Regions from separate parts of the Homo sapiens genome. Here all the other regions are linked to region 4. The links are chromatin loops, found by intact Hi-C in ENCODE. Cell type or tissue: ascending aorta. All regions are shown on one strand.

Region 1 (8,000 bases), 83 kb after region 4:
GAGTAGGACAGTAATACTCCAAAAGAGGTGTCTGAGCCTTGGCCTGCAGAGAAAAAGATGGACAATAAAGAAGGCAGATGGGAGGCTAGAATAACCCTTCAGACAGTCTAGGATGATGTGACAGAAACATGCAGAAAGAAGGTATTTAAAAGACACCTTAAAGAAAATTTAGCATTTTGGAGTCTGGGCCATCTGCCCTCTTCCCAAGGATTAATATCCAAGTAAGTGTTTTGAGTGGGGTAGGAGCATGGCAGAAAGATAGAGGGAGCAAGAAAGCATAGAGCATTGGACGTACTGAGCCTTCCAGACCTTGCACAGACACTGTGGTCTGAGGGCTGCCAGAAGCCCTGGGGGAGACAGGGAGGACTGCCAGCTGATGGCTCCTGTATGAAGATGGCACTGAGGGCTCTGAGCTGGACACTGGCCTGCAGACTCTGGCCTGTGAGGCCCAGGCTATGGGCTCCACCTGGTCTTTGAGTGGGTGGGCAGACTGCAGATCAGGGGCCTGCAGCAGCATTTCATGTATTTCAATTCTTTGAAATGATTCCTCTCCCTGGGTGGCAGAAAGGAAAAAAAAAAAAAAAAGCAAACAAGCAAAATATAGTTAAGAACTCAAGAACTGCCAATTCAGAAACTCTAATCTGCTCAAAAAGTTCAATCCCTTTCTTTCAGAAGCCAAAAACCCATTTCCATCTCAGATTGTATATGTCTGTGTCTGAGAGCTGGTGAGGGAGACAGTGAGTATGCGAGGGAGGCCACTGAGATGCCTTTGTTCCTGTGTGTGAGCTACTGCTCTGAACTGCTCCGTGGACCTGTGTGTGTTGCACGCACATTTGTGCCTGTTTCTCAGGCCCCTGTGTGCCTTGAACTTTCAAACCATAACAGAAACACTGAAGCTTGGCAAAGATATCACAGGAATAATTATCTAATTTCAGAACATGTTATTATAATACCTACATGATGTGTAACAAACTTAACAATGTTCATGTTATATTCACCTACTCTGAGCTGTAGACTCACAACGCCAAGTTTTACCCTCAGAAGTTTCTCCAAAACACAAGGGCAGAGCAAGCCCCAAAGAAAGTTCTTCAGGGAATATTCCCCCACAACAGCTCCCTCACGGATTGAGACGTTTGGCTGGGTAGATGTCTATGGGGAAATTGCTGGAAGGAGGACAGAGCCTATCTTGGGATGGCAACTGTTCCTCCCAAAATCCTCATTCCTCCCCAGAAAAGAAGACATGGAACTGATAAGGAACTAGCAGCCATATTGGGGTGACACAGGCAGACAGGCTTTTCCTGATTCAGCTGTGGGCCGGGGGGGGCCTCCTAATCCACCCAGCTCCCCGTTTTCCCCAGGGGTCTGAATTGGACCAAGGCTGAGTGTGAGGGGAATGGTTTGCTGTTTGCTGCTGTTCCCTGTTGACTTTAGCCAGTAGCTCTGTTTACAAACCCAGGTTGGTTTTCCCAGCACAGTTAATTAGACCAAAGACATCTGGTGCAAGGCTGCGGAGAGGGCATCTGCTCAGAGCCTTCCCCCTACACCCTGCAGACTGCAGCCACGGCCCAGAGTGGGGCAGAACAGCTCTATCGGTACAGACCTGACTCCACCAGACCCAGTGTTCTCGGAGGAATCATGGCTTCCTTCACCCTGCCTTTCCATGCTTGCCAAGTCGGACTGGGCCCCAACTCCCCAAGCCATAGAGAACAAGGAGTCCGGGCTGGAAGGCCCACCTCAGTGGGATCATAGGCTGGAGATCAGGGACTCAGCTCTCTCCTCGGTCCTTCCATGTCCAAAGGAACAGGGCAGAAATTCCTGTCCCTTTCTCATCACAGACACTGCATTCTGTAGGAACGCCAGACCTCTTCAGGGAAAATCTCCCCTCCCTGGATACCCCCCCACCCACCCCCACCCCCAGAAAAAAGGCTGTGGACCCTTCTCCTCCCTGACCCCTCCCCAGCCAATCCCTGACACTGTGAGGAGGACAGAGATTAACCTGGCCCAGAGGGAGGCAGGAAGCTGCCCAGGAAGGTGAGAGGATCTAGGTGGGCAGTTTCAGAGTGGCGGGGAAGAGGAGAGCTGCGAGGGGGAGGGGCAGCGGCTTATCTCTCCCAGGAGGGGGGAGCTCACTCCAAACAGCTAGTGCACTGGCGTGTGAAAGCCCCTCAATTAGCACTAATGATGCAATCAGGGAGGGAGGAGGAGGGACCGAAGTTCTGGTGGCGTCAGCACCAACTTACACACAAGGTACACATTCCCTTCATCGGACACAATGGCCCCTTCAGACACGCCGAGGCACACACTCCACAGACAGCCGTCCGTGGGCACAAACGCACTCTTTGCCCAAGCTACTAGCATGCACATGGTTTCTTATACGCGGCTGACCCCGTCAGACCCCAGGCATCTTGAGGGGTAGGGAGCGACCCCCAGCTGCATTTGGGGCTTTAGAGGCAAGGAAAATCAGAAACACTTTGGTAAAAGGAGTTGAACAGGGCATCCTCGGCGAGCTCACGAGCATTCCTCTATGCCTAGAGCTCCTGTCCCACGCGCGCTCGCAGGTGCTGGCCCGGCTGTGCCCGCTTCCCCCTCACCATCGCCCCAATCCGGAATCCGGGGCTGAGCGAGGAGCCGCCACCCCCGGCCCCACCCGCGAGAGACGGGGTCCACGCGCCTTCCCTGCGCCCAAACCGCCCCGAGGCCCCCAGTCCCAGGAGGGAGCGCTGAGATCACTCGGATCTCCGCACCCCGGACTTAGCTGCTCGTCCCCTCCGGAGCCCGCTACCCGCCGGCCTCGCCCCTTTATCTTTCCCCCACTCCGCCCGGCCGGCTCCGTTATCCACCTCCCAATCCCGTTATCCGGCCGCCCCGGCCCCGTTATCCGCCCTCGCGTTGGGCGCGGAGCCCCCGCGCGCCTCCTGGCCGCCGCCGCCCCCTCCCCCGCTCCCAGACGGAGCTCGGGGGACCGCGGGCTGGGCGGGACCGCGGGCTGGGCAGGACCGGAGCCGCCTCCGCGCCGCTTCCCAGGCCCGGACGGCCGCGGGAGGAGGTCCCGCTGTCAGTCAGCGGGGAAGGCCGGGCCGGGCGGCCGGAGGGGGCGGCGCCGAGGACGGGCTCGGGCCGGGAGCTGGGAGGTGGAGGCGGAGGGGCGGGGGAGGGGGCGGGGGAGGGGGCGGGGGCGGGGGCGGGGGGCGGCTCTGGGCCTTATAAGCGGCGGGGGCAGGGCGGCAGGGAGGCAAGTGTCAGGCCGATGTGTCGCCCGCGAGGGGCCGGGGTCGGGGCCGCCGGGGCCATGCGCGCGGGCTGGGCAGGGGGCCGGCGGGGCGCAGAGCGGAGCCGCCTCGGAGCCTGAGCCGCCCGGGGCCGGGGCCGGGGAGCCGCGCGGGGCCGGCCGGCCGGGGGGAGGGGAGCGATGCGGCGCCGGCGGGCGGCAGTGGCCGCGGGTTTCTGCGCCTCCTTCCTGCTGGGCTCCGTCCTCAACGTGCTCTTCGCTCCGGGCTCGGAGCCTCCGAGGCCAGGCCAGTCCCCTGAGCCTTCGCCGGCCCCGGGTCCGGGCCGTCGCGGGGGCCGCGGGGAGCTGGCCCGGCAGATCCGGGCGCGCTACGAGGAGGTGCAGCGCTATTCCCGCGGGGGCCCCGGGCCCGGGGCGGGCCGGCCGGAGCGGCGGCGCCTGATGGACCTGGCTCCGGGCGGGCCCGGCCTGCCGCGCCCCCGGCCCCCTTGGGCCCGGCCCCTGTCCGACGGCGCCCCAGGCTGGCCCCCGGCTCCCGGCCCAGGCTCCCCCGGCCCGGGCCCGCGCCTGGGCTGCGCCGCGCTTCGCAACGTGTCCGGCGCGCAGTACATGGGCTCAGGCTACACCAAGGCCGTGTACCGGGTCCGCCTGCCCGGCGGTGCCGCGGTGGCGCTCAAGGCGGTGGACTTTAGCGGCCACGATCTGGGCAGCTGCGTGCGCGAGTTCGGGGTACGGAGGGGCTGCTATCGGCTGGCGGCCCACAAGCTGCTTAAGGAGATGGTGCTGCTGGAGCGGCTGCGGCACCCCAACGTGCTGCAGGTACGAGGGTGGGGACGCGGGGGTAACGGTGTTGGCTGGGAGTGCCCAAGACCTTGTCAACCTGGCTGGAAGAGAACCCCTTGATCTGGAGTGCCAGTGACTGCACCCAGGCTAAGCTAGACGCAGAAACCGGACCATGGCCCTTCCCACTGCACCACCCTGCTTCTCACTCCTGGGTGGGCGTCCCTTTACCGGAGAACTCCTGGGTTTCTCGGCTTCCACACATCTCTTAAAGACAGGCCAGGACAGAGGCTCCCAAAACTCAGGGGGTGGGGCAGTCCATTAGGATTTAGGACTCTACTCCGGGCTGGAGTTAGGAGGTTGAACACCAGGGATATTACCCCAAGCCAAAATGACCCTAAGCCAAGACACTTGAGTCAGAATTCCAACTGTGTGATAAAGTCCCCCTTCTTGATGGAACTTCTCCCAACTTCCAGTGATTTGTCTGGTTTTGAAAATGAGACGGGACAGCAGTGGGGCTGGGAAGAGCTGGAAAGAGACCATGTGTCAGGCTTGATTCCTATAGAGTCTCCCCACCCACCCACCTCCAGCGCCACCCAGAAGACACTGGAAGGGGGCTGGGGAGCAGGCTAGAAAAAGGGAACACAGTCCTTCCCAGAAGTGAACTAAGGGTTCCCCAGGCCTTAAAGTGGGTCCTTGAGCCCCTGGAGAAGCCTGAAGGTCTCAGCTCAGTGGACAGACTGGCGGCCTGAGGATCTAAATGTCACACTGTCTGAGTGTATATAGATAGCCAAGAGGCTGGAAGGTTGAGAAGGCCAAATGCTCAGGTTCCTACTCAACGGGACTCTGCCTCGCCTGTTCACTGGAGACACAGGCGAGAGCTGAAACCCCCACCTTGTCCCCTCCAAGCTAGACTTTGAGTGGGCCTCTCACAGTCCCAGCACCGCCCTAACACTCCACGTCCTCTCTCTCAGGTCTCCCCCCATCCTAAGATTAGACAGACTATTCCCTTTGCACATGTCTGAGCAAACAGAGGGGAATCCCTGACCGCTGTTGGCCCGGTGAACATGGGTGTGTGCAGCCTCCCCAACGGATGAAATCTTGCACACACCTTCCACCTACCAGCCCACTCAAACTAACCTTTCTGCACCCAGCAGAAATGACTGGAAACCCAGGAGTCCCTCTCTCCTTTCCTTAGGAGTGAGATGGCACCCCAGCCCTGGAGGGAGATGGGTGGGCGTCGTAGAGCAGGAGAGACTGGCCCAAAAGTTGTTTATACTCCTGTTGGCTCCCAGTCTCCCCCTCCCCCATCGTATTCCCCAACCCTGGTCAGACACTTGTGACCGGGCCCTGGGCCCCAAACTGGTCTCAGGAGCTCGGGCAGAACCAACACTTGCGTGTAGTGAAGCCTGGCTGCACAGCTCACACCGTGTCTGCAGCTTCAGGGAGTGAGCCCCTGGTTACGTGGCCATTCTAACTGGGAGGATCTTGTACTCTTTCCTTCCCAGGGACTTTTGGGAACTTTTTGGAAACTCTAGGGTGTCAGCCAGATCCTGAGGGAGTGGAGAGGTCTTGAGTGACTTAGCAGGACATAAAGTCTTAGTTACTTGACTCAAGACCCCTCTCCCTTCAGACGGGTTTGATGTTTGATGTGCTTTCCTATCTTTTAAGAAACTTGTCCCTCACTCTTCCCGCCAGCTCAAACTTCCTGACAAGCATTCAGCTAACGCCCCACATATATATCACGTGACGGTCCTCCTCTGAAATGTCAGGCCCCCAGCCCAATTCTGAAGGCACCAAAGAAAAAATTACAACAGAATAGTTTTCACCCTTCCCTCACCAAACCAAGACCAGGGTTGTCTGGGGTTAGCTGTGTGACTCTTTATTGTAGAGTCCCAGACGAGAGTTAGTGGCCCCAGGGCACAAGGGTTGCTAAGGGAGAGAGGGTCACAGGTCCTTTCTACCCAGGAAAAGTGAAAAGTGGGGGGCCCTTTAGTGTGAGTTTAGGGACTGCTTTGATGGTGGCTCTCCCCCATTCATCTTCTGACCATCAGGCCAGTGTCGCTCTGGCCTCCTAAACACGGCCATCTTTGCTGGCAGGGAAGCCTACAGTGGGGTCTTCCTGCCCAGGAGGCTTCAGGGCAGGTGTACAGGGAACTAGAAATAATGCTGCTTTAATACCTCTGAGTTATTTAAAATTTCAAAACCATTTGACTGTTTGCTGAACTGGGGAGGAGTTAGAGAACATTTCTAGAGTTCCTAGTGGTGCAGGCTCACCACCCTCCCTCTCTGAGCAGCCCAGAATTGGTGCTGTGGATTCTAATAGAAAATGCCCAGGCTAGCAGGCCCCATTCTGCACCTCCCAGGGCTTTCTCTGGTCATGGGGATTGCCTGGGCGAGATCTTTCTATCCATTTTCTTTGACCCCTCCCCATCCCGCCCCTGACACACGCATACACACTCCCTCACGTGACTTGACTCCTCTATAGCCCAGGGCCAAAGGGCACAAGGGTCTCCCCTCCCCTCAACCTCTCCCCACCTCCCCCTCCCCCAGTCATCCTGGGGCCCCCAGGCCTTGGATGGGCCCCCAGGCCTGCCTGGGCCCAGATTCTGGCCCTGCTAGAGTATATTTCTTCTCCCAACCAAACAAAAGATGTGACTGAAATGCTCAGCCTCACGCTTCCTGGGGGGGGTTAATGGTGTCTTTTTATTTTTTCCTGAGGGGTGTTGATTAATACCTCGTTAACAGCGCATTTAACGACCTCCGGGTGTTTAATAACCTTCAGAAGTTTCCCACAAAGGCTCAGACTCTGGGCAAGAAAATGAGAACCAGGCCCCAGGGCTGTTCCCCTTACCTTCCCCCCACCCCACCAGGGTCTGGGGCTTCCCTGGACTGATGGGGAGGGGGTGGAGAGAGAAGAGGGTGCCTGGAGCTGCCCTGGCCCCCCAAGTCACAGCCCAAGAGTGAGGCCTTCCCCCATGCCAGCAGGATGACGGGGAGCTGAGGGGGCACTCCTAGGGCGGGAAGAGGACATGTGAGGACCTGGAGTGGCTCTGGGGAGGGTGTGAATGATGGTATGAGGGTGACAGTGCACAGGGATATCCACCCCTCCACCGCATAGCTCTCCTCTCCCTGAGTCGGGCCTGGACAACTCAGCCTTCGTGTTTCTACCCCACAGGGTGCTGGTTGTTTTGAGCACCATACGAGCCCCTAGCTGCTGTGGAGTATGTTGGAAGAGCCAGGGGGATGCCTGTGGGTGCTGTTAAGGTGGTAGTGACACTCAGGCTTTGCTTCCCAGAAGTCCCTGGGCAGTGCGGAGCTTCTCCCCAGATGACATAGAGTGGGCAGTTCCCTGTGACCGTAACCCCAAAAGAACTGATCTTCCAGGAGGAATCATCACTCACTACCACCCCCACTGATACACATCACTCATATGCAAAACACACCTGGGGATGTGCCCTCAGGTACCTTGTTCTTATCAACACTTGTTACCAGTCTAAGGGAACTTGCTTTTCCTCCCTCAAGACCCACGCAGAGAAAATTGAAGCTGCCAGAAGGTAGAAATGATGAGGGATAGATACAGATTCAAGGAGGGGAGGAAGGATAATGTCCAACCGTATGCTCGCTTGTGTATTACCAAACAGCATTCTTAGAAAAAACAGATTGTGGCCGGGCGCAGTGGCTCACGCCTGTAATCCCAACATTTTGGGAGGCCAAGGTAGGCAGATCACTTGAGGTCGGCAGTTTGAGACCAGCCTGGCCAACATGGTGAAACCCTGTTTCTACTAAAAAGACAAAAATTAGCTGGGCATAGTGGCAAGCGCCTGTAATCCCAGCTACTCGGGAGGCTGAGGCAGGAGAATCGCCCGCACCCAGGAAGCAGAGTGAGCTGAGATCATGCCACTGCACTCCAGCCTGGGCAACAGAGCGAGGCTGTCTCAAAAAAAAAAAAAGAAAAGAAAAGAAAAATAAATAAAAATAGGTTGTGGAA
Region 2 (8,000 bases), 120 kb after region 4:
AGGCTGAGGTGGGGTACACTCCACACCCTGTTCCCCTCCTTGCTTTTTTTTTTTTTTTTTTTGAGACAATCTTGCTCTGTTGCCCAGACTGGAGTGCAATGGTATAATCTCGGCTCACTGCAACCTCCACCTCCCAGGTTCAAGCGATTCTCCCACATCAGCCTCCCAAGTAACTGGGACTACAGGCATGTGCCAACATACCCAGTTAATTTTTGTATTTTTAGTGGAGATGGGGTTTCACCATGTTGGTCAGACTGGTCTCAAACTCCTGACCTCAAATGATTCACCCACCTCGGCCTCCCAAAGAGCTGGGATTACAGGCGTGAGCCACTGCGCCAAGCCTCCCTCCTTGCCTTTTTCACCTAACAATATATCTTAGAGGTTGCTCATAGCATACATACAGATCAGCCTTATTCTTCCTATCAGCTTTAGGAACTGTAATCTATACATCAGGTCCCCTAGTGATGGACACTTAGCTTGTTTCTAGTCTTTTGCTATTACAAACATGCTACAATAAATATATCTGTTAGAAATATAGATATTTTTGTACGTCTGTTATAAAAATGTTAGAAATGAAATTTCTAGGTTAAAGCAAATTTGTATTTAAAATCTTGACCAGCCTGGGCAACATAGCGAGACATCCCAGGAGTTAGAGGATTCAGTGAGATATGATCATACCACAGGACTCCAGCCTGGGCAACAGAGCAAAACCCCGTCTCTTAGAATAAATAAAATAAAATCTTGATAAATATTGCCAAATTGCCCTACAAAATGGTGTTCCAGTTCACTTGTACCAACAATATGTGAGTCTTGGTTTCCTCAACAGTTTTATCAACCTTCCACCAAACATTTTGCTTTTTGCCAATGTGATTTTTATAAAGAATGGTGTTTTGGTGTAGTTTTAATCCTTTTCTTTCTTTCTTTGGGATTTTTGTTTTGTTTTGGATTTATGTTTGAGTCAGAGTTTCATTTTGTCACTGATGCTGGAGTTCAGCAGCGCAATCACTGCTCACTGCAGCTTCAGCTTCCTAAGTAGCTGGTACTACAGGCGTGCACCACCACACCCAGCTAATTTTTTTTATTTTTTGTAGAGACAAGATCTCCCTATGTTGCTCAAGCTAGTCTTGAACTACTGGCCTCAAGCAATCCTTGCCTCCCAAAGTGCTGGGATTACAGGCACGAGTCACCACACCTGTCCTGGATGTCTTGTAGAATAGATGAGTGTGAACAGGAAGTGCTTGAGAGAACAAACTGGTCCCTGGGCTCAAATCCCTACCCAACTGCTTATTAGTTGAGTGACTGTGGGCAATGCACTTAACTTCTCTATGGTTTTGGTTCCTTATCAGTAAAAAGATATCAGAAGAATAACATTTTTCATATAGTTATTGTGAAAATTAAATGTATAAACAAACATAAAGCTCTATATAAGTTATTATTTTTTTCATATGTTTAATGACCATTTGCATTTTTTCCTGTGAACTGTCTATTCATATCCTTTGACCATTTTTCCATTAGCTGTTATTTTTTCTTTCTGCAGTATAAAAGCTCTTTATGTATTTAGGAAATTAATCCTCTGTCATTTGTGTAGCAAATGTTTTCCCCAATCTGTCCTTGTCTTTTCACTTCATTTAAAGCACTTTGCCATGTAGAAATTTTTAATTCTTATGTAATTAAATATATCAAACTTTCCTTTTGTGACTTTTGAACTTTGTGCTTTAGAAACCTCACTTCTTGAGGTATGAATGAAGAGAAACCAGAACTACTTCCTGTTTTCACTCCCTGCCTTTCCTTCCCTGGCTTTCTCCCCATCCTGTGGATGAGTCAAGGTTACCTCCCAATCCCACCTCAGTGGTTTTTCCACACTGGATCTCTCCCCACCTCCATCTCAGGCCCCTCAAGAGTAGCACCAATGAGGCCACTTCCCTGCTCAAGAATGTTCAATAACTCCCCATCACCTACTGGACTAAGAACAAGCTTCTCATTAGAGGCATCTTCCTAGATGACACCAACTTACTTTGCAGGCTGGTGATTCCCCTAAATGTCCCCTGTCTTCCAGTCCAACTCTACTTTTCAATGTTCACTTCATCTTTCCCACCTCCCTGACCTTCATCACACTATTTCATCTACCTGCAAAGGCTCCTGCCCATGTCTGCCCATTAAAATTCTCATCGTTGAAGACTCATCCCAAATAGCCCTTTTCCATGAAGCATCCACTGGTCCCCACCAATCAGATATGAGCTCTTCTTTCCTTGCATCTTCAAAAAAACCTTGTTTGTTCTTTTCCCAAGACATGCATCTCAATCTGCCTTAAATAATAGGCTATGGTGTGTCCCCCCTGCTTACAAGAACTCCATGAAAAATGTGAGCTGTGTTTCAGTTACCTCTGCATCTGTCACAGCACCATATCCTTTTGGTGAAGTATAGTAGACACAGGCCATCAGATCAAATGGGAGAGGGGAATATGAGGGAGTTACTGTTCTTTTACTAAACCATCACATCCAGACAGCTGGGCTGGAGGCTGCAGGAGATGCCTACTGAGCCAGTTTCTTCTGCTATGTCAGACAGTGGATATTGGTTACCCTTCTTTCAGTTGCAAGTGAAAGAATACCCAATCCTTAAATAAAAGAAGATTTGGGCGGATTCTGGGGCTCCAATGTTGTCACCTGGAGCTGGTCTCTCTCCAGCCTTTGGCTTCACTTCCTGTGTATTGGTATTGGTTTTGTTGTCAGACATGCTCTCCCATGCAGGCAGATGGCAGCAACAGCTCTAGCAGTCATTCATCCTTCCACATCATCCCCAATTCCAGTCCAGCGAGAAAGAGCATTTCCCTCTCTCCCAGCAGCTCCAGCAAAGGTTTTTCCGCCTTTTGCAAGCTTTTATTGGGTTAGATATCCAACCTTTACTAAGATCACAGGAATGTACTGTTCTGATTGGTCAGGCCTGAGCCCAGATCCAAGAGTTGAGTAGACTCTGTAAGCACATGGGTGCAGTGTGCAACCCGGAATAATTCTACAAAAGGAAATTGATGTAATGTTAGCAAAAGAAGGAAGAACAGATGCTTGTTAACCAAAAACACCAAATATCTACCGCACAAAATGGAGAACATTGCTGCTCTCCTGAAAGACGGAGATGGGCCTGAAGCACCAACTCTGAGCTATTTTGCTCCTTCCTGCTGCTCTCCTCTGCCCTGGAGGCAATGCTTCTAGCTTCCAAACACAACATGGTCCCCCAAGGTTTGTGGCTCAGCCACAGGACCAGTGTGAACAGATCCTAACCAAACCCCAGACCAGGCGATGGCTGGTGTGGTCCAGCTGACTCCAAGTTGTTAGAACCATGAGTCCCAGCCTGAGTCCCAAGAGTTGCAGGATTGTTTATCTTTGTTGGGGAAAAACTGTAGCCAGAGCCATAAATCACTGCCCAGCTGGATGGCCTCGCTGAAATGTTTGTTTAAACAATGAAATCTCCTGACGGACTGAAAATATAGGATGGATCACCCTGTCCTTCTCAGGCCCAGTCTTGCAGGCTGGAGCCCAGGGCATAGAGAGTGACTCAGAATTGGCTCCCCTCCCCCACTCTCCACCCCTCCCACCCCCAATATCAGCCCCAAAGAATGAAGCCACGGCATAGCTAATCCGAAACAGCAGATAATGCGAAAGCCATGTCTATCAATCTTTGAAATGCAGTCTCTGGAATGGTTCGCATTGGACGTGCCTTCCTGATGGAAGTAGCATTGCTTGGCTAATATGAACAAGAGGATGTGGAAGGGGCAGCCTCTGAAAGAACACTGCATGGAGCACCGTGGGGAGATCTGGCTCTGCCCTGACCACTGTTGGGTGTGGGCAAGTGACTTCCACTCTCTGGGCCTTGGTTTCCTCCCTTGTTAGATGAAGGAGTTAGACTTGGTCTTTGTGCTTCCTTTCAGCCCTTGCCTGCTAAGTGAGGTGGCTGTGCTTTTATATGCCCCAAAGAAAGACCAGATAAACAGGAGCAGGCAGGGGAAGAAGATGGGGAAGAAGAATAAGGAGGAGGGTTGTTGAATTAGATGAATTCCCACTTAGGGAGGCCAAGGCAGGCAGATCGCTTGAGGTTAGGAGTTTGAGACTAGCCTGGCCAACATGGTGAAACCTCGTCTCTACTAAAAATACAAAAATGAGCCAGGCATGGTGGCAGGCACCTGTAATCCCAGCTACTCGATAGGCTGAGGCTCGAGAATTCTCTTGAACCCAGGAAACAGAGGTTGCAGTGAGCTGAGATTGCATCACTGCACTGCAGCCTGTGTGACAGAGTGAGACTCTGTCTAAAAAAACAAACAAACAAAAAAAGAATTAGATGATGCCCTTGCAGTCTCTTCCTGCCCTAGGATGTCTTCTTCTGAGTTCTCTGGCCCTTCAGAGAAGGAGAGAGGGGAAGCTGCTTACTAAAGGCCCCATTGGCAGGCCCATAATCAGGAGCCTGGTACACTCCAAGGAGGTCACAAAGAGTGTTCCACTGATTCTGGGATGGGGGTGACATGGACCAAGTCAGACCTCAGGACGGGCCACTGCCCAGGCAGGACCTAGCTTCTGGGAGCCTATCTAGGCTGATGGAGATCAATGAGGGGAAGGGAGGATCCAGAGGTACACAATCTTCTTCTCAGGAATTTCCTACAGGAAAAAGGGCAGCAGAGACCTGACCCTTTCCAGTGTGGGGGCTGTGACCTTGGCTGTGCCATAGGAGCCATGACAGGCCTGAGATAGAGTATGTGAGCTGGGGTATTGACAGGTCCTGTCATTGGTTTGCCAAGTATTTTCAAGAACATATGACCTGTCACGTACAGTGGGAGGCACAGGGAATGCAAAGGTGAATAAGACCAGGGTTCTGTGAGAGTTTGCAGTGGGATATTCCAATGGGGCGAGCCATGGGATTTGCAACAGGGATTGCAGAGGAGATTGGGAAAGGATCGTAAAGGCATTTGTTAAAAGTTCCAGGAATGAGGTGTGAAGGACGGCATGTGGTCTTTAATTAAGACCTGCAGTGGAGGCTATGATGGGATTGCCTGTTGGGGATATAATGGGATGTTTTGGGGTTGGTCCAGCAGCCGTAAAATGGGAATATAATGGGAGTGTGTTGGTAGATATAACAAAGTATGTGTGGGGTGGGGGTCGATAGGATAATCCATTGACAGAGCAGCCTTTCCTGACAGCTCAGATGAGATCAGATTCTTCCTGTTGATATGGTCTCATAGTATCATATTTATCATCTATTACACTTCCCACAATTGAAATGAGTCCATTGTTTTGTACTTATTTGCTTAATGTCTATCTCCTTTACTAGGCTGTAAAAGCTGTCGGGGCTGTTGCCATGGAGGGAGGCATGGGTGTTGCTCACTACTGTACCCCATTCTCCTCCCCGCCCCAACACACAGCCCAGGACTGGGCACATAGGAAGCTCTCAATCAATAATCACTCATGGAAAGAATGGATGGAGACAGGATCTAGAACTAGCTTAGCTCCATGATCATCAAGGTGGTCAAGCCCCCTCCCCAAATCCAGACCCAAATCCTGCAGGGTTGCTCAATGTCCTCAGAATAAGTAACGGTTTTGTTATTGAATCTGGAGACTTTGGTTTCATTTGAAGGGAGGTGTTGCCATCTGGTGCCAAATTGGAGAAATACACTGAGAGAAAGTTCCTTCTGCTCCAGTTCTAGCAGCCTCCACTGACTACCCGCCCGGTGACCGTCAGCCAGCCTTCAGCCCCAGCTGCACAGAAATCAGTCCCATCTTCTCCCACTGCCTCGGGAAGTCAGGCAGCAAGAGTTCAGAAAACAGAGACCATGCAGGCCCTGTGCTGGACTACCCCTTCATCAGTCCCTCCAGTCAGCTCTCAGGTCATCATGGGCGCACCCTCACTCCTTCCTAACTTTGAACCCAAATGCTCATCCTGAAAAGCAGCAGCCCAGTGTGGGAGCAGGAGCCACAAATGAAGCTTTGATTCCACAATTAACATATGAGAAATTTCTCATCATCCGAGATTTTATTTTGGTCAATCCAGTTGACCCGCTCTGGATGGTGGGCACTGATGGAGATTTTGGAGACAAAAGACTTGTTTCTATATCATATCCTGTCATTGGCAGATGAGTATATTCCCCAGAAGTTAACTTTTTCCTCCTCTTTCTCTCCTCTGTCCTTGCCTTGAAAGCAAACACCGCTTGGCTCACACGACAATGGGGCCCAGACTTTTTTCAAGTCCAACATTGAAATCAAGCTTACAAAACAGAGAAAATGGAGATTTAATCTGCAATATAAAAGGATGAATTGCTTTACAATGTGAGTCACTACAGTTTCACTGATTCAACAAATATTTGTTATGCTCCTACTGTGTGCCAGGCATCTTTCTAGCCACAAGGAAATCAGCAGTGAATAAAACTCCAGCTCAAAGGGGTCTACATTCCAATGGAGCATCTCTCACCATGGAGCTCCTTATCCTGTGTCCTCTCCTGAAAGCAGGAGCAGCATCAGCACCCTCCTCACTACCTCACCTAGCAATATGCATATGACATCTTAACAAGAGGACTGAACATTGAAAGGACGGCTTCACAGGAACACAGCTGCTCTATAAATGGAGTGTATATTTAAATTGTCTTTATATTTTATGGAACATGTTTTATTTGCATTATGTCACTTGGGTGGGGGACAGTGGCAGTGCCCCAAGGCCATCTCATAGAAGCATGCCAGCTGAGTACAAACACTGCATTCACTAAGCAAACCCAGATGCATGGCAGCTGCCTTGTTACTCCCCAGTCAGACCCCTAACACATTTTTTTAACTTATTGTCAAAAGAAAAACTTTTGACAAATTAAATTTAACAGAACTTATTTTAGCAAAGAACAATTCATTAATCAGGCAGCACTCAGAACCAGAAGAGGTTCAGAGAGCTCCCTTTGTAATGTGGGCAGTGAGTACTTTAGAACAGGGAAGTAACTTAAAAAAATAGCTTGATTAATTACAGCTAGGCATTTGCTTTATTTGGACGTGGTCTGGTCAGCTGTCAACCTATGATAGGCTGAAGTTCAGCTGCTTGTGACTCGCTGAAACCCAGCTATCTGTTAGAAAAAGTATAGTAGTTAGATTTTAGTACCTACTAAGTTAGGTCACAGATCATTACATAGAAACTCAATGTACAAAGACAGGGTCCAGGGCCAGGCACAGTGGCTCATGCCTGTAATCCCAGCACTTTGGAAGGCCAATGTGGGCGGATCGCTTGAGGTCAGGAGTTAGAGACCAGCCTGGCCAACATAGCAAAACCCTGTCTCTACTAACAATACAAAAATTAGCCAAGCATGGTGGCACGCACCTGTAATTCCATAAAACAAAAATTAGCTGGGCATGGTGGTGTGCACCTGTAGTCTTGGCTACTTGGGAGGCTGAAGCGCGAGAATCGTTTGAACTCGGGAGACGGAGTTTGCAGTGAGCTGAGATCACGCCACTGCATACTACAGCCTGGGTGATGGAGTGAGACTCCGTCTCAAAAAAAAAAAGAAGAAAAAAAAAAGACAGGCTCTAGGCCAAACTTAATTTAACACTATCAAATTAGAAAATATATTTTTGCCTATGATACTAGTCACAACCAGAGATATTAGGAGAGATGAGCACTCCTTATGTATTGCTGCTAGCACTGAAAATTGTTAGAACTACTAAAAATCAATCTGACAATATATTTAAAAACCTTGAAAAATATTTATACATACGGATTTAGTAGTTCTGAAGACATCTATACTACAAAATAATCTTAAAGATTTATGCACAAAGATTTTCATTTTAGCATAATTTACAATAGCAAACAAATTGAATCCACAAACATTCAACAGAGAATTATGTTATATTGGTATGATGTAAAAGTAGGCAGTCATTAATAATGATGTCACAGGCCGGGTGCGGTGGCTCATGCCTTGTAATCCAAGCGCTTTGGGAAGCCGAGGCAGGTGGATCACCTGAGGTCAGGAGTTCAAGACCAGCCTGGCC
Region 3 (8,000 bases), 66 kb before region 4:
CCTAGCAAATGCTTAGTAAATATTAGTTATCTTTGCTGTTATTATCAATAATACTTGTAAAAGATCCACTAGAGAGCCTAGCATATGGTAGGCATTCAAAAAATGATAGCTGTTAATCTCATTGTTTAAGTCCTGGAAAAGCTACAGGAATTCAGAGAAGAGCCAGATAACAAGGTAGCAGAGACAGAAAACAGGCTGCCCAAGTAACTGCGCAGATCTGCAGATCTGTCTAATCCTAGAGCTTGGGTATGACTGGCCTTGATTAAGTGGAAACGCCTCCCTACAGAACTCCCATCTTCATCTGCCTCGATTAGGAGATGACAAGAGCTTCCTGAGCTTGGAAGCCCCTGGGAAGAGGAATTTCAAGAAGGAAAATCAGAAACACCCTGTCTGTGCTACGACTGCCCAGGATCCTCTGCTGTGGCAACATATATCACTGGCCACCCCACTGTGCCGTGTTCATCTAGTTGTCCTATATAGGTCTGTGGTTTCACAGGCTTCATCTGAGCCTGCAAGTTCTCAGAAAGTGGGTGAATGTGGTCAGAGTATGTTTCAGCCTCCCAGCCTCAAACCCACTCCAGGTTGAGATGTCAACAAAAACAGCAAGCAGGTGGGTAGAAAGCAACCATCAGATTTATAAAAGAGCTGTCAGATAACCACACACAGGCACTCACACTTGTGAGCATTTGAGAGCTGTGGTGCTGGTGCCCTCTTTTACCTTATTTTTCCTGCTGCTACCCTCCCAGGATCCTCACAACTAGATCCACCGATGCTCACAGCTCCTGAGTCAATGCTAACCAAGCTGGAGAGTATGTAAAGTTTGAGCAGATACAACGGCTTGGAATAATGTCACCAGCTCAGTTACAACTACTTGGCTCCTGTGTTCCTCCTGATTTTCCTTCAAGCCAGATGATCAATGAGGTGACAGGTATTTCCCCCAGACCACTCTCATTTCCCTTTTCCAATCATACATGGATCTGGTGCCCTCAGGGATGACCTCTAAGAACCCACATTCCTGCACCACGTTGCCTCTGAGCCTGAGCTCTCCTCTCCCCTCTCCTGGGCCCATTGTGATACAATCAGGCTCTTCTGTCCCTAATTTTGCCTAGGACCCAGTTCTTCTCTGTATAAGTCAGACATTGCTGTGATAATACTATGTAATAAACCATCCCATAATCTTAGTGGCTTACAAAAACAAACATTTATTTTCCTCACTCACAATCTGTGGGTTGGGTAGAAGGGCTGTGATTCAGGTGGTGAGTTGGGTACAGATCAGTTCCATATCTCTCTCCTGGAACCAGCAGCTACCTGGGATAGGCTCTTCTCATTACATATGGAAGCAGCACACAAAGGGGCTAGTGGAAGCCTCCCATGACTCTTAAGGCCTCAATTCAGAACTGTCTCGTTGTCACGTCCATCCATATTTCCATTAGCCAAAGCAAGGTAACTGGCCAAGCCCACAGCTGACAGCATGGGAATATAGGCTCTACCTCCTCTAGTAGGGTGCATGTAAAGCCATATGGCAAAGGGCATGGGTATATAATTCTATTGCAGGGAGGGAGTGGAGAATTGGAAATAATCATTCAGTCTCCAACATTTCTTAATCTAGAACTCAGTTACAAGCTCACCTGAGGGAATATACATCTTTTACTTGCCTGCTGGGCCTTCTACCCCTGATCCCAGCCCACTGGCCTAGGATGTGACTCTGAGTGAAGAAGTGTCTCACATGGAGACCCCGCCCACTTGGCTGCCAGTCCTTGGCTGTCACCAGCATCATTTACTCTGATCCACCCACCTGACTGTTCCTCTGGAATTCTTGAAGAAGCCTACCAGCCTAATTGGCTCCTCAGCCCTTATCTATACTGGCCTCAGGAGGGGCTAGAACCAAGAACTCAAAAACTGGAAAAACATTGGGGAACCAAGCAGTTTCTCCCACTCTCTCACTCTGCACTTCTGCTTCCTTCTCGCTGTGGGCATCAGCTTTCTCTGCTCCTCAATGGATGGTGGAATAGGGCCTGCTCTAGGCCTGGAGCCACTTTTGGCACCATCACCAGGATAAAGAGAATTCCAGTGTCCCATTTCCAGAGTCCCAGAGAAAGACCCCGGTCAACCATGGCTGGTATCATGACATAGAAACATGGTTGCCTACCCCTCTAGATGGAGGAGAAGAGAGGTGTGAGCTGCCAGACAGTAAGAAAAGCATGGAAACCAGAGGTTTCAGGCTGTAGTCTTCTGAGCTGACTCTGGCCAGAGATGTGTTTTGTTTGGCCCAAGGGATTTTTTTAATGTTTTCAATTACTTGACAAAAGTTAGAAATTGAGAGTTCACATATGAATCCAAATACTTTTTTCTTAAAAAAACTGAAAGGTCTCAATTGGAAAGGAGTGTGAGGGGCCTTATGGGTCCTGATGCTGTTCTGTTCCTCAATCTATGATCTATTCATGGAAAATTTATCAAGCCATATACTTAAAATAGATCCACTTTTCTATTTGTATATTACACCTTCTTTAAGTTTTAAGAATTTAGAAGGTCTATAATGAAATCACATTCCAGCAAGGAATAAGTCCTCTGGAGCTGAGTAGTTTTCCATACCACCATACCCCTCACTACTCCCCATTCTCTTCCTATCACTGAGGCCGAGGGTCAGTAGTCACTCATCATCGTCCTAGACTATGATTTTCTTATAACAGAGTTGGGAAGAAAGTAACTTTTATATGGACATTCATACATACATATCCATAACTCAAGCAAAAGGACAGACACAAAAGAGCATCAACGAGAGCTATGTGTTTGCATGTTTGCAAAAAAAAAAAAAAAAAAAAAAACGGAAAATAGCTTTTTATTTTTGGAGAAGTTAAAATCATTCTTCCAAGTTTGACATGCAAATGAAATGTGTCAGTATCAAAAGAATTCAAACAAAAAAGCTGTGAGGCTGGTAGGGAAACTTAACGATCTAAAAGAAAGTACTGATGTTTTAACATGTTTTATTTTTCAAAGCAAATAAAACAAATGACACAACTGTGAAATGAAGTTATGGAGAAGGAGAAAATATTGCTCATGCATTGAAACCTTTTATTAATGGTGAGTTTACAAAAGAGAATCTACTGAGGATAGAGAAATTCATACCTTGAACAAAAACAAGTATTTGCAAATGGAAGACTAAACAGAAACGCTGGTTGCTCAACAAGATGACGACATGGCTGAGAACTTACAGGACAGGTTGTGTGAAAAAGTTAAATCATTTGTGGCATTTCCTAGTGAAGCTTATGAGAGCCCAGTTAAAATAATACCACCCAGTCAGCTATATTTATTTATGGTTCCAAAGAGACTTCAATGTGATTGGAGAACTTTTGGTCATGGTGTCCATCACAGGCACAATTTCAGGAAATTACTTAGCTTTGTGTGTTGAGAAGCCTTGAAAAACTTAAAGCAGACAGGTCAAAATTAGTAAGCCTGGCTACAAAACAGAGCTCCTGAAATGATCAGCATTAACACTGACCTTGTTATGAATCTTAAATCTAAGGTGGCCAATTTTGCACAATTAGGGAAACTAAATAATTCACCAGGAATTGCCTTGTGCTAAAAAGTTAAAATAGAACACATATCATGGGCCTAGTGAATGGGACTTACTCCCATGGCTAAAAGCATAAAGAGTTCAGTGCTTTGCCTGATAAAGTGGATATGCAGTAGTCATAACACTCGTCTGTTCTAATAAATAAAGGGTAGTTAGTGTGTAATGTCGGGGTCTTTCATGGGTGGGAGGGGAGGAACAGCTGAAAAGTTATTAACTTGTTCATATCATCCAACAAAAATACCCCAGCTCACCAGCAAAGATTGGATCAAAGTATATGCCTTTTCAGTAAATATCACAAGCCATTTAACCCTTTTGGGTATCTCTTTAAGAATTATCACAAATATGCAAATGGCTATTCAGTTTTCTCATTCTTAGTGAAATTATATCTTAGGGAAACTCATTTGGCAAAGAATCATCTGGCTTATTTTCCTATGCTGAAATCAGTTTTCCAAAATGAAAGAGGTCTCTTCAACTGCTCTCTAAAAATTCTGGAGCTGAAGACAGGATGAGATTCCAAAAAAGTTGCTAGTTTTATGAAAATGATCTTTCTCAATATTGTGCCACAAATGCAATTTTTTGAACTCACCTTTCTCAGTATTGTAATATAAATGGAATTTTTTGAACCACAATTCATTCCCTAAAACTAAATTTTGCAACATTGGAATGCCAGAATTCTACAAATATCTCAGGAGTGGTTACCCTAAATATAAAAACCATCATACAAATATTCTATCAATGCTCAGCCATGAACAGCTGTTTTCCATTATGAAACTAAATAAAACGATTGCTCTCAGTTAAAAGATTCAAGGTTGAATTCTATACAGCACATCACAACATGAAATGCAAGACTCAACATTGACATGTTGGGGTAAAAGAAAAAGTGTCACATTTCTGGTTGTAAAGCAAAGAAGTAATGAGGTATGAAAGAAAAAAATTAATAATTACATATTTCTTTTTTTAATGTTACATTTTTCAATTTCAAACTTAATATATAATCCCCAATATCACACGTTTATATTATATTATGTACTTATGCCCTAGTCAAGTAAAAATGAAAGTTTGATTACATTTCTGGCTGTTGATTTTTCTTAAACCCAGTCCACTTTACTCATTTTTGTTGCCATTCTGAATTCTGTAAGAATCTGAGTTTACAACCTCTGGTGTACACTCTACATGTATGTTATTTTCTAGGAAAAAAATTCTCATTGAAAAATAACACATGCTCAGTTGCTCAATGATGAAAACAGAAAATCTAGAATAGAAAGAGAAGACTGTCTTACCATATGAGAGTGTTTATCCAAAAAATTCATTTATAGAATATATAATTTTTTTTTGAGACAGTCTTACTCTTATCACCCAGGCTGAAGTGCAGTGGTGCAATCTCAGCTCACTGCAACCTCTGCCTCCAGGGTTCAAGCGATTCTCCTGCCTCAACTTCCTGAGTAGCTGAGATTACAGGCGCACGCCAACACACCCAGCTAATTTTTTTGTATTTTTAGTAGAGACAAGGTTTCACCATGTTGGCCAGGCCAGTCTGGAACTCCTGACCTCAGATGATCCGCCCACTTCGGCCTCCCAAAGTGTTGGTATTACAGGAATGAGCCACCACGCCTGGCCTAGAATATGTAAATGTTTAATTAAACATGGGATAATACTATACAGAAAGTTTCATAGATTTCTAGTTTTAAGTGTTCTAGGAGTAGAAATGTTAGTGGTAACATGTTATTCTGTAATGCACTTGTAATATAACTATCTTAGCTTGTTTGCTATTATTGCCTATGTATGTTATTTCCCATTTTTAAATGGTTAGTCTTGATACCTAGCCTGGCTCCATCTTTTTCTTTCCTGTAGCCATGTTATTACTCATAAAGTCTTGTGCCCAGTAGCTGAGTTTCTTTCCATTACACCTTCCAGTAAAGGCTGCCATTGGTTCAAATTGGAGTTTGGTAATCCTCTGAGGCAACTGAAAATGGTTCAAACATGTGGGCCCTTCTTGAGCCCAACCTCCTCTAGCACTTCCATTTTTCTGGACCCTTAGTCCTTGTTGCTCAGAGAGTGACAGGTTTATTCTGTTTGATGAGAGGGGTCTCTGACTGGTTCATTCGCCTATATGGACCTCCTTGAAGGGAAAACAGAGCTATTCCAGAAAGATAAAATCTAATCTAAGTCAGGAATTCTTAAATATGGTTAGAGAGAGCACCTCATTGAGGTTTAGACGAACAGCCAACTGCAGCCCAACCAGCCCAGATATCACTGTATTTTCCTTGAGCTTGTATCTCCTGACTACCCCCATCGCCAACCCCCTGCTCAGCATTATTTGTGCTCATCACATATGTCTAGAAATCCTCCTGGTCCTAAAAGAAATAGAGGTATAGATAGGGGGCCTCCAATCTGATGAGGGAAGAAATCCCATTTGGGGAGGCAGTCCCATTTGTGTAATTAGGAAGTCATTTACATCCATGGGGATCCCTAGTTTGACAGGGAGGTAGACCCCACCATTTGGGAGCCTCTGGTTTGATGAAAGAAACCCAGTTTGCTGCTGTGATCAAAGGCTCTCAGAGAACTTGCTGATGGCTTCAAGTGGGCAGGTCAGCATGTGGAAATAAGCAAGAATTTGCAAAGGGAGACGGAAAACCTTCAGACTAACTGCTTAGGCTGGGGCTCCAGGACTGCAGAATGAAGAGATGAAGAAAAATGTATCTTATCGCAGCTGAACAAAGGATGTCATGAGCTTACCAGGGCAAAACTCTGTAGAATTATCTTTTCTAAAAAATGATAGACCAGGCATGGTGGCTCACATCTGTAATCCCAGCACTTTGGGAGGCTGAGGCAGATGGATCTCTTGAGCCCAGGAGTTCAAGAGCAGCTTGGGCAACATGACAAAACCCCATCTCCACCAAAAAAAAATACAAAATTTAGCTGGGCATGGTGACGTGCGCCTGCACTCCCAGCTACTCAAGAGGCTGAGGTGGGAAGACCGCTTGAGCCCGAGAGGTGGAGGTTGCTGTAAGCCAAGATTGTGCCACGGCACTCCAGCCTGGGCAACAGAGTGAGACCTTGTCTTGAAAAAAAATTAAACAGATTAAATAATTTAAAAATGATAAAGATCCAAATTAAACAGCATAACAGTACATTTTTAAGTGAAAGAAAAGTCAAGACTGTCCCATGGCAAAAGAGCAGATGCATTCACTTTCTTTTCCTCTTGAGACTTTACCAAAATGCATTTTTAAAAGGTATAAATCCTTAATAGGGAAGAAAATGGAAGGAGTCCTTCAGCAGAAGAAAAGTTTCAACCCATTTCTAGAAATCTTAACGCCAATAAAAGAGAATTCGCTGACAAAGCAAAGTAGCTGGCAGGATAGAAATCCTGATCTCCTAGAAGCTTCCTAGAAGGAGCTGTAGCTGCCCCACCTGGCCCTACCCTGGAGAGGGTCTGACTCAAAGACAATAGACAAGGTGGGTGATGAAAGTAAGAATAAGTGGGAGATTAATTCAAAATATGTATACAGCATGGTAAGGGCACTCTAACCATATCCACGACCTCAGCTGTCAGAATGGTTTGCAACCAGGCTCTGAATCCTAAGGCCAGAGAAGGGAGCCGCAAAGAGAGAAAAGGACAGAGGGGAGGGGAAGAAGGGAAGAAGTCTCCTCCAAGGAAATTTCAGCGTCTTGGAGAACAGGGACAACAAGGGTTATTGGTGGTACACCAGAGTAAAGAAAGCCCCAATATCCTGGATTTCAGAAGCCCACAGCAAGATGGCCAGCCCCTCAGCCCCAGCCCCCATCTTCCTCTCACCAAAGCCTTCCAGTGACCACCCATAAACACAGAGCTCCCAAATGTATTTCCCAGTCCCTCATTCTCAACAACCCAGGACCCCAGACACTGAGGAAAGCCTGCAACATAAAAGAGATCTAGAGAGCTAGCTCCTCATCCATCAGAGCCAAAATCAGCAGATAATGCCTGAACTGGATAAAAGAAGGAAGAATGGTATACACACATTATTTAGATATGTTTTAGAACTAAAAACAGAAACAGATAAAAGCAGATGTCTCTTAGTAGCAGAACAGGAGGTGGAGGGGTGGGATTGGAAGGGAAGGTGACTGTTGCTTTGCATTATAAGCTCTTCAGTAGTATTTGGTTAGATTTTTTTAACTTTTAAAATATTTTTAAGGAAAGGTCACACTGTAAAACTATTGCCAAAAAAGGAATCATGAAAATAACTCATTGCTATGTAATCTTAACTTTTTGTTCCTGAATTTTTTCAAGCAACCAATGCAAACAGAGATTCTCTAGCAGTTTCTTCATGCATGTCCACATCAGGCAGTAAGTGCCTTATGTTTTAGGGAATTGTTATAGAGAAGGAACCAGATTAAATTACCCCTAAAGTTTTCCTTTTTGTTTGCCAATTAGATCAAGGAGAAAGAT
Region 4 (8,000 bases):
TGTGTAGTCAAAAAGTTTATGAAACACTGGATACTAGATCCTCATCTGGGGAGATTCACAGTGCACTTTGCATATTAGAGGGCCTGAGAAGTCCTGCAATAAAGAAATTTGTTTAACTCAGTGTGATCTAAACATGTTTCACAAAAGAATCATTTTTTGGTGACAGCGATGGGTATCCCTTGATAGCAGTGTTACATTGAGTGCCTTTGGGGAAAGCTGCCTTTAGAAATGTGTGTGTGTGTGTGTGTGTGTGTGTGTGTGTGTGTGTGTGTGTGTGTGTCCCTTACCTGCAGAGCTTCCTGAGGCTTGGTCTAGGGGGAGGAACACTTCTCTACCTTCTGCCTCCCTGTCTTCCAGTTCCCAAGTCTTAAGCTGGCCAACACACCTGCCCAGGTACAGGTGTTCTTCCTTTCTCTGCTGGCTCTTTTTTCTCTGTCCCAGCCCAGGATGTTGGAGGGAGGAAGAGGAAATGTCAGCTTCAACTTCAACCAACTGGCCCATTGCTCACCCACCTGTAGTTTGGCCCACAGTCTGATTTAATATCCACTGTTTCTTGTTTTTAAAGAATGAGACTGAAAAATTACTCTTTACTCTTCTTCCCAAACTGTTCTCCAAGTTTTCTTCTCCCAGGAAGCCTCACCTGTGAGCATGCACTGTTGGTTTAGGGCAGTGGTTGTCAAATTTTGGTCCCTGGATCAGCAGCGAAGCAACAGCATCACCTAGGAACTTGCTAGAATTGCAAATTCTCAGACTCCCACTGAATTAGACACTCTAGAGGTAGAGCCCAGCAATTTTTGTTTTAACAAGCCCTCCAGGTGATTCTGACGCAAACCATTAGCCTAGGGTGTTGGAAATCTCTTTCACTGAGCAGGTTCTATTTTACCTCATTCGTTTTCTGCATATGTTTTTATTTATACCACACCAAATTCCGAAAAGGATGAGGACAACCAATACTGAAATACTTAGGTGCTAGCACAATTAAAACAAGTGTACAAACACTCTTCCTCCCAATAACTGTCTGGCTCACTCCCTCACCTCCTCCAGGTCTCAGACAGGCCCTCCTTGATCATTTCCGAAATGTCAATCTCCTCTCACTGCCCTCCTACTCCCTATCCTCCTCTACTTTATCTTTCTCCTTAGCATTGATTATTATGTAATATCTATACAATTTATACGTTTTTATTTTTTCTCTCCTCCCTTGAATATAAGCTCCATGGGGCAGGGCTTTTCATCTATTTTGTTCCCTACTTCATCCCCAGCACTAGAATGCTTCCTGCTTCAATAAACATTTGTTCAGTAGACAACCCTTATCATAAGGAGGCAGGAGAGGTCTGCTGTGGTGATGAAACAGAATTTTACTCTGAGCTTGCTAGCAGTCAAAGAGTTACAAAGATCTCTTTATCAAATAACAGGAAATCAGAAAGTCCTTTTGGGAAAGACAGAATCAGCCCAGACCCCCATTTTGCCCTGTGTGCTCCCTGGGTGGGTAACAGCTATTTCTGATAATGTCCCTGGGAAGCTCTGTGCTCATCTCAGAGCAGCCTGGAAGCCTCAACCAGCTTCTATCTCCACCGATTCAATCCCAGGGAAGTTTTTCTTTTTTCTCCAGTGAGAAATGGGCAGACTCCTCCCAAAGATGTCCGTGCTGAACTTGTCTCCTGGCAGGACATGCAAAAGGGCACACAAATTACAGGAAAATGTCTGCTTGTTGAATCAGTTTTGTAGGTTAAATACGGTGGGACAGGAGGGAAGGGGCAGGAGAGCGTTCAACCATACTGAGTTCTTTTTTAAACTGCCTGGAAGGGTAGCCCCCACCTGGGGAGAATGTATCTAGCACTGATAAATTTATAAAGTATTTGACCTTTAATCAATCCTAATATTTTCAATCCGCAGAGCCTTCTTAAACGCCTACAGCCCTGCCCCTAGGCCCCTATTCATCACAATTACTGCTCCAACTGTCGGAGGCAGGGCATGAAATGGCGCACGCTGACGTCCAATATTTTATCACTAATAAAGAGAAACATCCCAAGTATTTGCACAGTTCTGATACTTTCCAGCCCCGAGCCCAGGAAAAGGGGGAGTGTGGTGATTTATGCTCACTGCCAGGCATTGTTAATTGGGCTCTGGGCTAGAGGCCCTGGAGCTGCTTTTCTTTGCTTCCCAACCATGAACCAGGATGTGCAGAGAGCAGTGGGTCAGGGGTGTAGGAGAGGCCTGCAGAGCACAGTGTAGGCCCTCACTTGGTATCTGGGAAGTGCTAGAAAACACTAGAAAGGGCAGTTTTTCAAAATCAAGGCTTGGCAAGTGCTTGCCTCCACTGGTGGCTTTGTAAACAGATCCAATGTTTATGAGCAATCTCCTTCCACTTGTTGCCACTGCTGGGCTGCAATCCTCCCCACCTTCCTTGTCGCGCCTTCCTGCCCCTCCCCCACCCCATCCCCAGTCAGGGTCTGGAGTCCAGCCCCATTTCCTTCTCAGTTCAAAGTCCCTCCCTCTCTGCCTCCCTGCTCCAAGCAGAGGGAAGCTCAGTTTCCAGTCACGGCATTCAGACAACCCACAGGCTGCATCTATATGGCACCCAAACATCTGGATGAAATGTAAACAAAACAAGCAGATGTTTCTCTTTCATTACAGCAGGTGCCTCTGCAGTGCCCTCAGCCTGGGGCTGAAAGGGAAGGGCTCCCTCTGGGGTCCAAGATCCCAGAGGGAGTTTGGGAGGGCTGCATACCCTTGACCTATCAAGGAGCTAGTCCCTTGGGTGTCATAGACAGAGATGAGCAAACAAAGCCAGATACTCCTAGGGAAAAGAGGCTGGTAAAACTGACAATGGAGGATGGTGTTTGTGAGGACAGAATGAAAGGTTCAGGAACTGGGGGCAAAAGAAGGAGATGCCAATGGAAATCAGTGGAGGAAGACATTGATTTCAAATCCCTCTCTAATTTCATTATGATGAAGAGTTTCCTGAGCCTCCACATTCCACACCACTGCCTTCTAGGAAAAAAAGCAAGACATGGCCTGCACAAACCTCCGTCTTAGTCCAGGGTCTCCTGTGCAAGAGGAGTTGGGATCCAGAAAGAGAGGATGTCCTGGGGCTTGGATGACCGGGGGTTTCAAAAACAGCACAAACCTCCCCTTTCTCAGGCCATCTTCCACCTAACAGGAGACAAATGGATGCATCACATTGAACTAATAAAGGTGGGTTGAGAGGTTCATGAAAGGGATAATTGAGGAAGGACAGCGGGACAACAGACCATGAAGAACAGAGTGATAACAGCCACAGAGAACCAGAGGCAAAAACAGATGAATTGGTTTCCATTTGCCTTCCCTTCACTCCTGCCAGACCCTCTATCCTGACTCTGTGTGGTCCACTAACATACTCCCCCAGTGCAGTCCCTGAACACTTACCCTGATCCTCTCCTCTGCTCCCCAAGCCCTGTGTGTGACACTCACACTCCCCCAGGTCTCTCCTCTACTCCTCAAACCCCAGGTGCACTGACACACTCTCCAATCCTGTCCCCCACTTCCCTAGCCCCTGGGTGTAACACTCAACACACTCCCAGTCCTGTCCCCCTCCCCCAGTCCTGTGTGACACTGAACACACTCCCCCAGTCTTCTCGCCCATTCCCTAGTCTCTGTGTGTGACACTGAATACACTCAATCATGACCCCTACCTCCCCAGCCTCTAGGTATAATGCTAAACACACTCCTAGTCCTGTTCCTTACTCCCCCAGCCTCTGGGCATTGTGTTAAACACAGTCCTCCAGTCCTCTCCCCCACTCCTCTAGCCCCGCGTGTAACACTGGGCACACTCTTCTGGCCGTCTGCCCTTTCTCAGTCTTGGGTGCAACACTAACACGCCCTCCAGTCCTATCCCCCATGCTCCCAACCCTTGGGTAAGGCACTGCTCCCACACTCAATGGGGAGCCAAGGAACAGTTACACTCCCTTGGCTCCTCCACTGTCTGTCACAACAAACACATTCCTCAGGGCCACCTTCCTTGGTGGCAGCTGTTTTACCCTACTATCTGCAGAAAGACTCTCAGGTCCCTACTGTGATCCTGTGTGCCAGCCCAGCACAACAAGTATTGTGGAGACAAGGGGAGAGAGAGAGAAATGGGAGACAGAGGAGAGAGAGTGGGGATGGCAGCACTGGTGAGGATTGCAGCTCCTCATCCATCCATTGATACTGGATTTTGTGTCAAAGGCAAACATTTTCCTTTGACCTCAGTGTTCCTGTCTGCAACGCTGAGCTGCAATCTGGCATCAAGCACCCTGGGAAAAGGGCTGATTGCCACAGAGAGTTGAGAATTCAAGAACTGGACTCTGGTTAGGACCGGGTCAGACACAACATGGAGAAAGAGGATTATATCTTGGTAGGGAGGTAGCATTTTTGTTTGGTTTTTCTTGCTTTTCTTATGAAACAGGAAGTGCCAAGCAATGCCCCCAGGTTTTGGGGTTTCCAAGTGAAGAATTTTACCCCTGATAACCACAGTAACCCCTGAAAGAAGTGGAGGCTTTCCTTTCATATTTCGGGGGGCTGGGAGGGGCAAGGAGTAGGAATCAGACACAAAGAAAACTGAAGTATGGGTGATCCAATTCCCCTTCCCCCAAGTAGCCTTGCTTTTTAGCTCCATGGGTTAGAAGTTTATGGGAATTCTGGATCCATGGTTTCCTATGGTCTCTTTTACAGATCTTGTTAATTTATTACCCTTGGTTACACTTTTAATGGAAATCATGAAGAAATGGCAAAGGAAACATGAGCTAATTTTTTTTCCAGTGACACATTTCACTGCTATTTAAATAGCTGTTTTGCCAAACCAAACACAGCGCTTACAGCCAGCGGTGACACATGAAGGAGATCACTGTGGCCGATCCTGCCTGCGGCATCCAGAACAGGCGAGACTTTCTCTCAGCTTCCCCAAGGGCCGGACGCCAAGGGGGGCGGGTAGGAGAGCTGGAGCCTGGGGCACAGCTGGAGCCCCAGAGCTGGGTGCGTGCAGCTTCCACCCACCCTGGGCACGGCTGCTTCTCTGTTGCCTCCTGTCCACTCCTTACCCCTGAGGAGCCCTGGGGTAACTGTTTTCTCCCAGCAGCCTGGGGGACCCCCCAGAGTGGGCCACAGCAAGAGCACCAGCAGGGCCTCCTGGCCCTCACTGCAGGATGATCTGCTCAGGCCTTTAGTGGGGAACATTACTGGGTTGCATAAAACCAGAGACAGACTTTGGGGAAGCCCTGGCCATCTCGGTTCCAGTTCTGTGGTGGCGGCAACAGTGGTACTGTGACCACGCTCACACAGGGTGCCTTTGTTAGGCAATCCCAGAGCCTGTGACTTCTCCTCCTCAGAAATGTTGGCCTCTGATGCACTCTTGCTCCCCAACTTGGGGACCGTGATGTCACCAAGCATTTATGAGCTTCTCAAGAAGCCAATTGAGACTTGCGGCATTTGGCGAGAGAAACTCCGGGGCCTGGGATGTTGGAGAAGAGGAAGAGGCCACAATCTGTGGCGATGGCTGGTGCAGGAGGAATGGAGGGGAAACTGTTCACAGCAGCCAAGTCAGAGCCTCCCCAGGGTTAAAAAATGCAGTGGGATTGAGGGAGGCAAAGCGCTTAGGGTCTGACATGAGGGCTGTGGAGACCTTGATTCATTTGTCCAATCTCGGCAGCCCTGTGACAGACAGCCCAGTGGCACCAACATTCTCCCCATGAGCTCTGCTAATGAACAGCAGGAAGGGGCAATCCAAGAAGCAGGCACGAAATGGGGAGAGAATGTTCTGGAGGGAGGAGCCCGAGCCAGCAGGAACTAGGATTTCAGCCCCACCCAGGCCCTGCTGGGTCCTGAACAAGTCTAGCTACTTCTCCAATTCCCCCTCCGTGGGATGCTCTGTGGCCCCCAAAGCCCTCTGCCAGTGTCAAGGTGGCAGAGCCGAGGGGCCATGACAGAATCTGGGCAGCAGGCCTGCTGGCACCCTGGGAGAAACCACTCTCCGTCCTCTGCTTTTCAGGGAGAAAACCCACATTAGCGAGACTGGGGAGAGAAGTTAACTGTCATCTTCCCTTTGCCAAAAATTATATTAAATTCACTGACCACATTTTTCCAAACCCAAGTGCAGAGGACATTAGATCAACGCACACTGGCTGGGCTCTGGTGCGCCGGGCACCCCACACATTTCATTTTGCATTATTAATATTTAAACCAAAGCAGCTGTTTGCACACACAGAGCCCAGAGCCTGCCCAAGACTCCTGTGGAGACTTCTTTCTGGGATCAGACGCACCAGCTAGGAAGCACGTTGTTGACCCTAAGGACTTTGAATTTCCCCAAGCAGACATTCATTGGTCAGCGATGGATGAGATTTCTGGGATATTTCCGAGCAAGGGGAACTGCTGGTTTATTGGCAAGTGCAGATTCTGATGATCTGGCTTCACTGAAATTCCTTGAGGAACTAAGTAGTAGGGCCCACCCGGAGCAGATTTTTGAGAGGGGTGAAAGTATCTCTTTAGGCACCAACCTCCCCTCTGAGCCCTATTCTGCCAAGCATTTTGCACCATAGAGCCTGGAGTCCTCCTCCTGGGCATTTGCAAGTTAAAGCCTCATCTCTAAGCCTGGCTGGGAGACTCTTGCCTGAGTCCTGCCCTGCAACCTGATGCACCACAGCCCCTTCCCAAGCTGCCTCAACTCTCACCTTCAGCCTTGTGCTCCAGCCACCACAGTCTGCTCTGTTTTCCAGACACACTAAATTCTGTCTTTCCACAGACGATCTGCTATTTCTGCTTGCCTTTGAAATCTCAGGACAAAATTCACCTCTTCTCTGCTACCCCCTCTTCCCTCTAGGACAAATTAATTACTCTTCTCTCCTTCCATCATACTTTGTCCCCCTTTATTTTGACATATATCTCAGTACATTGCAAATCTTTGTTTCTATACCTGCACTTTCAGCGCACACCACGCTTTAAATAGAGTATATTATGTAATTCTTTTTTTTTTTTTTTTTTTTTTGAGGTGGAGTCTCATTCTGTCACCCAGGCTGGAGTGCAATGTGCAATGGCGTGATCTCGGCTCACTGCAACCTCTGCTTCCCAGGTTCAAGCGATTCTCCTGCCTCAGCCTTCCGAGTAGCTGGGATTCCAGGTGTGTGCCACCATGCCCGGCTAATTTTTGTATTTTTAGTAGAGACGGGGTTTCACCATGTTGGTCAGGCTAGTCTCGAGTTCCTGACCCCATGATCCTCCCACCTCAGCCTCCCAAAGTGCTAGGATTACAAGTGTGAGCCACCATGCCTGGCATATTTATGTAATTCTTACAACAACCCTCTGACGTAGGTACTATAATTATCCCCATTTTACAGATGACAAATCTGAGACTTGGAGATTCTGAATAGCTTATCTAAGGTTACATAGTTAGAAAGTATCCGTTTTCCCCACCACCCCAAAACTATGAGCTCCTCAAAGAAGGGGTCATTGCCTTATGCATCCAGGGCCTACGTAACATATTGTCTCATTATAAGTGCTCAGTAAGTGTTTGTCAAAATAATTTTCTTTTTTTTTTTTTTGAGAGGGAGTTTCGCTCTCGTAGCCCAGGCTGTAGTGCAGTGGAGCAATCTTGGCTCACTGCAACCTCTGCATCCTGGGTTCAAGTGATTCTCCTCCCTCAGCCTCCCAAGTAGCTGGGATTACAGGCATGTGCCACCACCCCTAGCCAATTGTTGCATTTTTAGTAGAGACAGGGTTTCGCCATGTTGGTCAGGCTGGTTTTGAACTCCTGACCTCAGGTGATCCACCCACTGCAGCCTCCCAAAGTGCTGGGATTACAGGTGTGAGCCACCATGCCCAGCCTCAAAATAAAATTAAATAGAGTAAACGGAAGTATTTTCTCAGGTCGGGACCTGCTGAGATGCCCTCATGTCACCATTTTCTTTAGGCTACAGCCCCAACCCTGGCTCCTGGAGAAAGAGGAGTATAAATGCAGCAGTAAGCCAGACCGGGATTCAAATTCCCATTCCACC

Evidence for each region. Peaks named below come from ENCODE experiments on the same cell type or tissue, not always from the same donor. Only the 100,000 strongest peaks of a DNase experiment are listed, where the experiment ranks them.
Region 1: it touches region 4 in a loop (6-fold over the local background); 28 of 110 quality-filtered maps call a loop at or near these places.
Region 2: it touches region 4 in a loop (7-fold over the local background); 6 of 110 quality-filtered maps call a loop at or near these places.
Region 3: it touches region 4 in a loop (4-fold over the local background); 4 of 110 quality-filtered maps call a loop at or near these places.

What each region holds. Positions count from the first base shown.
Region 1 is chr2:42,044,791-42,052,790 of GRCh38, forward strand. It overlaps PKDCC (protein kinase domain containing, cytoplasmic), which reads left to right and starts at 3,231. Exons shown (of 7, transcript NM_138370.3): 1 at 3,231-4,048. The coding sequence starts at 3,410. RefSeq lists enhancers at 1,608-2,111, 2,112-2,616, 2,240-2,359, 3,860-4,119, 4,833-5,334 and silencers at 2,530-2,819, 2,930-3,179, 3,330-3,509, 3,520-3,619, 3,750-3,819. In ascending aorta, no CTCF peak of the experiment used is centred here; DNase peaks (open chromatin) are centred at 2,173, 3,081, 3,972, 4,311 and 4 weaker places; H3K4me3 peaks cover 6,584 bases; H3K27ac peaks cover 6,934 bases.
Region 2 is chr2:42,081,012-42,089,011 of GRCh38, forward strand. LOC105374531 (a long non-coding RNA gene) reads right to left here. Exons shown (of 2, transcript XR_940001.1): 2 at 2,463-3,009. Among named protein-coding and RNA genes, the nearest start is that of PKDCC, 37 kb to the left of the region's middle. RefSeq lists an enhancer at 5,539-5,598. In ascending aorta, a CTCF peak has its summit at 5,627 (motif pointing left); DNase peaks (open chromatin) are centred at 3,406 and 5,678; H3K27ac peaks cover 830 bases.
Region 3 is chr2:41,896,187-41,904,186 of GRCh38, forward strand. No RefSeq gene overlaps it. Among named protein-coding and RNA genes, the nearest start is that of LINC01913, 23 kb to the left of the region's middle. RefSeq lists an enhancer at 358-407 and a silencer at 538-587. In ascending aorta, no CTCF peak of the experiment used is centred here; a DNase peak (open chromatin) is centred at 3,195; H3K27ac peaks cover 4,171 bases.
Region 4 is chr2:41,961,787-41,969,786 of GRCh38, forward strand. No RefSeq gene overlaps it. Among named protein-coding and RNA genes, the nearest start is that of LINC02898, 12 kb to the left of the region's middle. RefSeq lists enhancers at 1,097-6,874, 5,136-5,195, 5,306-5,355 and a silencer at 6,203-6,497. In ascending aorta, no CTCF peak of the experiment used is centred here; DNase peaks (open chromatin) are centred at 2,085, 4,275, 4,905, 5,305 and 2 weaker places; H3K4me3 peaks cover 1,460 bases; H3K27ac peaks cover 6,226 bases.